2 separate regions of the Homo sapiens genome follow, and region 2 is linked to region 1. Evidence: read pairs that join two places in POLR2A ChIA-PET (ENCODE). Cell type or tissue: B cell. All regions are shown on one strand. Each heading gives the region's core, and the rest is flanking DNA. Links, peaks and the distances in the headings are about the cores only. Region 1 overlaps LOC101928923 (a long non-coding RNA gene). Region 2 overlaps LOC124901444 (a long non-coding RNA gene).

Region 1 (2,920 bases), core at 90-2,589:
TCCTGCCAATGAATATAAGTTCACTCTTGCGCTGAATTGTATTTTCCATCTATGAGTTAGTATTACCCTTCCTTAGAAATAACATTTGATTTATTTCATAGACATTTATATGGCACTTGTTATGTACTAGCATCATTCTAAGCACTTTAAAATATTAACTACTTTATCCTTACTGCAATTGTATGATATTGGAACTTGTATTATGTCCATTTTACGGATGAGGGAACTGAAGCACAGAAAGGCTAAGTATCTTGTTCAAGGTCACACAGCAAGTAAGTGGTGTTCAGGGATACTACTCCAGAAAATTTGGGCCTCTGGAGTTCATGCGCTTCTCCGTTAATGCTATGACTCTTGGCCTAAACCAATTAAAATGTGTCTCTTTATGAGGAAGCTAAGAAAGCAGTTAACACCTCTATTCTAACAAGCAGGAGTAAAGGGCAGGATAAAAAAGTTGGGGCTTAGAGTTAAAAGTACCTTGGACCTCTTAGCACTCAAGGGAATGATACCAATCTCCCTCTCAATTTATTGCTTTAACAAATAGCTATTCTGTCCCTCTATGTTCTAGGCACTGCTGGGGAGGAAAAGCAAATGTTAAGCCAAGTGAAGCATAAAATAGTTCCACATTGCCAGGTGTCACCCAGACACACAAACAATCACATTTATGAGAGCTCAGCTTAACTCCAGAACGTGCCAGCTACAACAACACATATAGTTTATGCCCTGGATGGGATTTTTTGGGAAACCAGAATTGCAAAAGTGCTGGGACTACAGCTGGGAAGGACTGGGAGAAGCCAGGGTTGACTTGTATCTTTATTTTCCAATACCCACTGACTGTCATTGGTGTATCCTTGGACAAGGTCTTCTTTCCCCTCCTACAGGTGTTTTCTAGGGTACACAGATTGTGTCTGGTCCCCCACAGACCACAGCAGAGAAGCAACAAGAGATTGAGTAGTAAAAGAACTGAATATCTTATATTTGAATATCCTACATTTCAGACAGAAGAGTCAGAAAATACATAACTCAAAAAAAAAAAAAAAAAAAAAGACAATGCGTAACTCTTCTACAACAGAGCGAGTAGCCCCTCTCTTTTTTTATGTGTTTTCTTGTTTGTTTTAAATACCTAGCTGCCCCAGAGCAATAGAATAAAACAATACTGGAGGAATCTTGTTTCTGTTCTTAGTAGCTATCTTGGGTTCTATTGTGGGAGGCTGGAACTCTTAGGATGAAAAGAAGTGGAAGATTTATTTCACTCGAATTTTGAGAGCGGGCTAGTCAACCTAACCCTCATACACAAGTCACCCGTGGATGCCCCCCAGATTTCAACAGAAATGCTGAACACAAATTTAGACCACATGCTTAATTATTAAATATGGTAATTATCCAGGCTGATTGCTGGGGGTGTGATATTGTTTGTCATTGCCCAAGGTCATTCATGCTGTGCTTCAGTCGTGGTTGGGGGGCAAGGAGCTGCTTCATCAGATACTTTGGAAAAATCTCATTTCACAGGAATTGCACTTTTCACTTCAAAGCCTATTAGATGCTATGGTTTTCCGCTGTCCCAGGGCAAAATGTTGTGAGAACATACATTTTTAATGGGCTGCTCTGCTTCTCTTTGTTTTCAGGTGGCAGGAAAGTTTCCCATGGGTGTACAAGCTTTCTGAGGTGCAGGAAATTTTGTGGGGTGATATTTCTACCAAAAGAACACTGACACCCCTTTCTTCTCTTTCCCTCTGGGGTGGACCATGGAACATAAGGTGGATGGAGGAAATCTCCACCAACCTCAATAAGTAACTCATGCTTCTAGAACTGGGGACAATTGGTTGGATTTTGAGGAAGCTATGCCTTACTTAGATTTCCCTCTTCAAAGAACAGTTAAGAGTGAATGTATATTTATATATCTGTGTAGTTAGGATTATTGGGATCTAAGTCAAACAAAATTAGGTTTTGTTTTATTTTTTCAAGGGCAGAACACACATACGGTAAAACAAAACAAGACAAAAAGAAGGACAAATGAAGTAAAAAATATGTCCCTTTCCAGAGCCCAATTTCTGTTATCAGTTCTCTGCCTCAGAGATAATCAGTATCAGTTTTTGTAATAACTGGCAATTTTTGCACATACAACCATATAGGCATATATACAATTTAACTTTTTTTGATTACTGTAATTTCATTTTATACAAATAGATATGACTATCGTTGGTGGAGGTGGTAGTAGGGGTTCTTAGATGAGACCATCAGTCAAGAGGTTGTCCTGCTCAGAAGCAAAAGAAAAGCTACTAGCTTGGATTTCATAATTTTAAGTTGAAGGGTATGATGGGGAGGAGAACATTCTAATTATTTTGTGTCTGCTATGGAACTGGCATCAAGCAAAGAGTTTCATATACACAGGAGTGGCTACATAATTTGTGCGCTCTGGTGGGAAATAAAAAATGCAGGTGTCCTTGTTCAAAAATTAAGAATTTCAAGACAGGAGAGCAGCGCCTCGCACCAGGCAAGGACTTGCTAACGCTGGGCGCCACCCGTGAAGCCAGCCCTGTGTGTACGTTTTCAGATTTCTCCATAAAACCGGACAATGGAAGCATCTTTGTCTTTACTGTGCAGATGGAAAGCTGAGATTTGAAGTTTCAATCCTCAATCTTCTTTCCAGTGCATTTACCTGTAGGATATCACGATTTGAAAATAGCGTTCCTACCAAAACAATGTAAGTTCCCCAAAGAAAGAAAATATTTGACCCCGATATTGGTTATCTGGACAATGTGAATTTTATATGTGAGAGCTGTTCCAACTTCCAGCTACCAGATGTCTGTAAAAATTCATAGCAGGCTATTAAATTTAGCAGATCCTGTCTTAATTAGATTAGCTTTTGCTCAGCACGATGGCAGAGTGTCTCTCTGATTGAGGGCTTAGAAAGATTTCTGGT
Region 2 (2,920 bases), core at 281-2,780, 650 kb before region 1:
CAGATAACATCAACTGCCAGCCATTCACTGCCAGCCAAGTGAATAGGCCATTTTGGATGGCCAGGCCTGTCCAAACTTCTGATGACTCCAGCCCCAGCTGTTGTCTGACTGCAATTGTATGAAAGACCCCAAGCAAGAACTGCCCAGCTGAGCTTAGTCAGCCCATAGAACCGTGAGAGGTAATATATAAAATGTGCAAATAAAAAAATAATTTTACAGTAGGTATAAAACCTGCTTGTTGAATAAACAGAAATGAAATAAGCTAGCTGCTTGGCAATCTCTTCCTTACCCCTTCCCTCCTGCCCCTGTTATTCTTTGACACCCCCAGTGGCATGCCAGCCCTTATTCCTGAGGCTATTAAGCTAACTGTGACTACATTAAAATGGAATTTGGTAAGCCCTTTCCTCAGGAGGCTTAGAGTCCAATTGGGCAAGAAGAAACTTTTCAAAAGGGGAAGCCATTTATGCACTGCTAGGTCCTGGCATAGAATAATGATTGTTAAACTATCTGTTGTTAAATGGAAACATTATTTTCTGTAACATGCTGATTGGAGGGAGGAAAGTTTATCTAGGGTTTGAGCTGGCCTTTGCTTGTAGGGATTTTTTTTTTTTTTTTTCAGCTTCTTTTTGATGTAGTTCTACCTTTCCTGGGAAAATCTTAAGAGTTCAGGAGAACAAATTTCTACCAGTTTGGAAGCCACCAAAATGAGAAGATATAGTATCTTATTTTATTAATTTTGATATTTATGCACTAGCTAATTACTTGGAAGATACATCTTCTTGTTCGTAATACAGTCAGTGCCATTTGGCCCTTGATCAAGTGTAAACAATGATTTTCATGTGGAAGGGCTGGAGCTTGGGCTGCATCTGCCGTGCACTTCATTCGCTAGGGCTACAGTGGTCACCAGAGATTTTTCTTCTATCACAGGTGATTCTACCCAAGAATGATTCGAGGAAAGGGGAGGTGTGGGCAGGAAACCAATTGGGGTTCGCAAATAAATAAAATGCAACTCAATTTTTTTTTAATTTTTGAAAGAAATTCTAAACTTACTGACTTGTTTTAAAAATTGAATAAATAGGCTGGGCACAGTGGCTCATGCCTGTAATCCCACTTTGGGAGGCCAAGGTGGGTGGTTTGCTTGAGTCCAGAGGTTTGAGACCAGCCTGGCCAACATGGTGAAACCCTGTCCTTACTAAAAATACAAAAAAATTAGCCGGGCATGGTGGCACATACCTGTAATCCCAGCTACTTTGGTGGCTGAGGCACAAGAATTGCTTGAACCCGGGAGGTGGAGGTTGCAGTGAGCCAAGATAGTGTCATTACACTCCGGCATAGGCAACAGAGTGAAACTTCATGTAAAAAAAAAAAAACAAAAAACTAAATATTATACATGTAAAGAAAAAACCCAAAAATCTCAACAATGACAATTTAAAGGCAGAGATGAACAAGGAGAAGAGAAAGGTGGGTGCTTTGAGTGTGGAGAGAAGAGGGATAAGTGGCTTGGTGGATCCCAGGATGAGTCTGCGTCACTTGGATATTTACTTGAATTAGGGTTGTAGAGATTCTGGGAATATCTTGAGTTGCATGTTTTTGCGTTTTTTCTTACTTTTACAGTAAAATGTTTACATAGATAAAACACAAAGCCTTTTTTGATTTTGTCGATACGGGCATACATACACATAATAAGCCCAGTGAAAAATATTTTTCATGAGCAAATGGGTCAGCTACTCTACATAACTCTTCATAGGACTTTCAAAGTTTATATTCTGAATGCAACAATTACAACAATGTTCCAGAACAGAAATTGCATTCTGGAATGCACCAGTTGGGAAGTGTAATACCTTCTGATGAGCTACTGGCTAAAGTTGCATTCCAACCTCTTGCTGCTATGTCTTGGTTTGTATCATCTCCATGGTGGCTTTTAATACTTCATTCCAATTGGATGGATTGGGTCCCCGGATCTGTCTTTGGCTTTGAGCCTGTCTCTTGCAATTGACCCGTCTTCAAGAAGCTTGACCCATGTGTTCCGTTCATTTAATTCTTCATTCATTCCTTCAACAAACATGTATTATCTGTCTACTATGGGCCAAACACTGTACTAGGGGCTGGGGATACATTGATGAACAAGGCACCATTGTAGCCTTCCAACAGCTTCCAGGCTTGTGGGAAAGACCCACAGGTACTCAGGGGAACACTGGTAGGGAAACTGGAGTGATTTTGAACACTAAGGAAGCCATCAGAGAAGGGAAAAGTGAGAAGCGTCCTCAGAGAGTCTGAGTTGAGACCTAGATAAATGAATCAGCCAGGTGAAGGCCAGGGCATGGGGAAACATAGTGAGAAGAGATATTGGAATTGCAATATTTGAGATGTTGTATGGAGGTTCCTGATTTTGCCCTGGGATCTGTAAAGACAGCTAGGTGTAGTGATGCTTAAGCTAGTCCTGATTTAAAAAAATAATAATGTAAGTGGAGTGATTAATTCAAGACTTAGTCACCTTTTAAGCTATGAGCTTTTTTGCAGACTAAATGTGCTCTGCTTGCACTTATGTCTGTCAGCAATGCTTCTCCGGAATCTGACTGACCCTCTGAAGCCAAGTTTCATCTGTATTAGTGGTGGTGGTGACTGCCATTTTGGAAAAGGGATTTTTTCCCTTCACTTTTATTGTCGCATCTCAGTGCCATTGTTGATGTGGATTATGTTCTGTCATCTTCGTTGCTTCCTTTTGTACCTACAAACATTCCAAGATGCTAGCATTTATTTCTAGTTGCAGTATTTTAATTTCATTTTTATATCTTTTTATTGTGGTGAAATATACACAACATAAAACTGACCATTTTAACCATTTTAAAGAGTATAGTTCCGGGACGTTAAGTACATTTGCGTTGTTGTGCAAGCAATAGTCACCATCCATCTCCAGTAA

What was found. Peaks named below come from ENCODE experiments on the same cell type or tissue, not always from the same donor. Only the 100,000 strongest peaks of a DNase experiment are listed, where the experiment ranks them.
Region 2: POLR2A ChIA-PET joins it to region 1 with 11 read pairs; 2 of 35 experiments call an interaction of 5 or more read pairs at or near these places.

The regions. Positions count from the first base shown.
Region 1 is chr6:156,029,406-156,032,325 of GRCh38, reverse strand. All of the region lies in intron 4 of LOC101928923 (a long non-coding RNA gene), which reads left to right. Among named protein-coding and RNA genes, the nearest start is that of MIR1202, 84 kb to the right of the region's middle. In B cell, for the core only: no CTCF peak of the experiment used is centred there; no DNase peak of the experiment used is centred there; H3K4me3 peaks cover 759 bases; H3K27ac peaks cover 339 bases.
Region 2 is chr6:156,681,922-156,684,841 of GRCh38, reverse strand. It overlaps LOC124901444 (a long non-coding RNA gene), which reads left to right. Exons shown (of 2, transcript XR_007059829.1): 1 at 1-179. Among named protein-coding and RNA genes, the nearest start is that of ARID1B, 94 kb to the left of the region's middle. In B cell, for the core only: no CTCF peak of the experiment used is centred there; no DNase peak of the experiment used is centred there.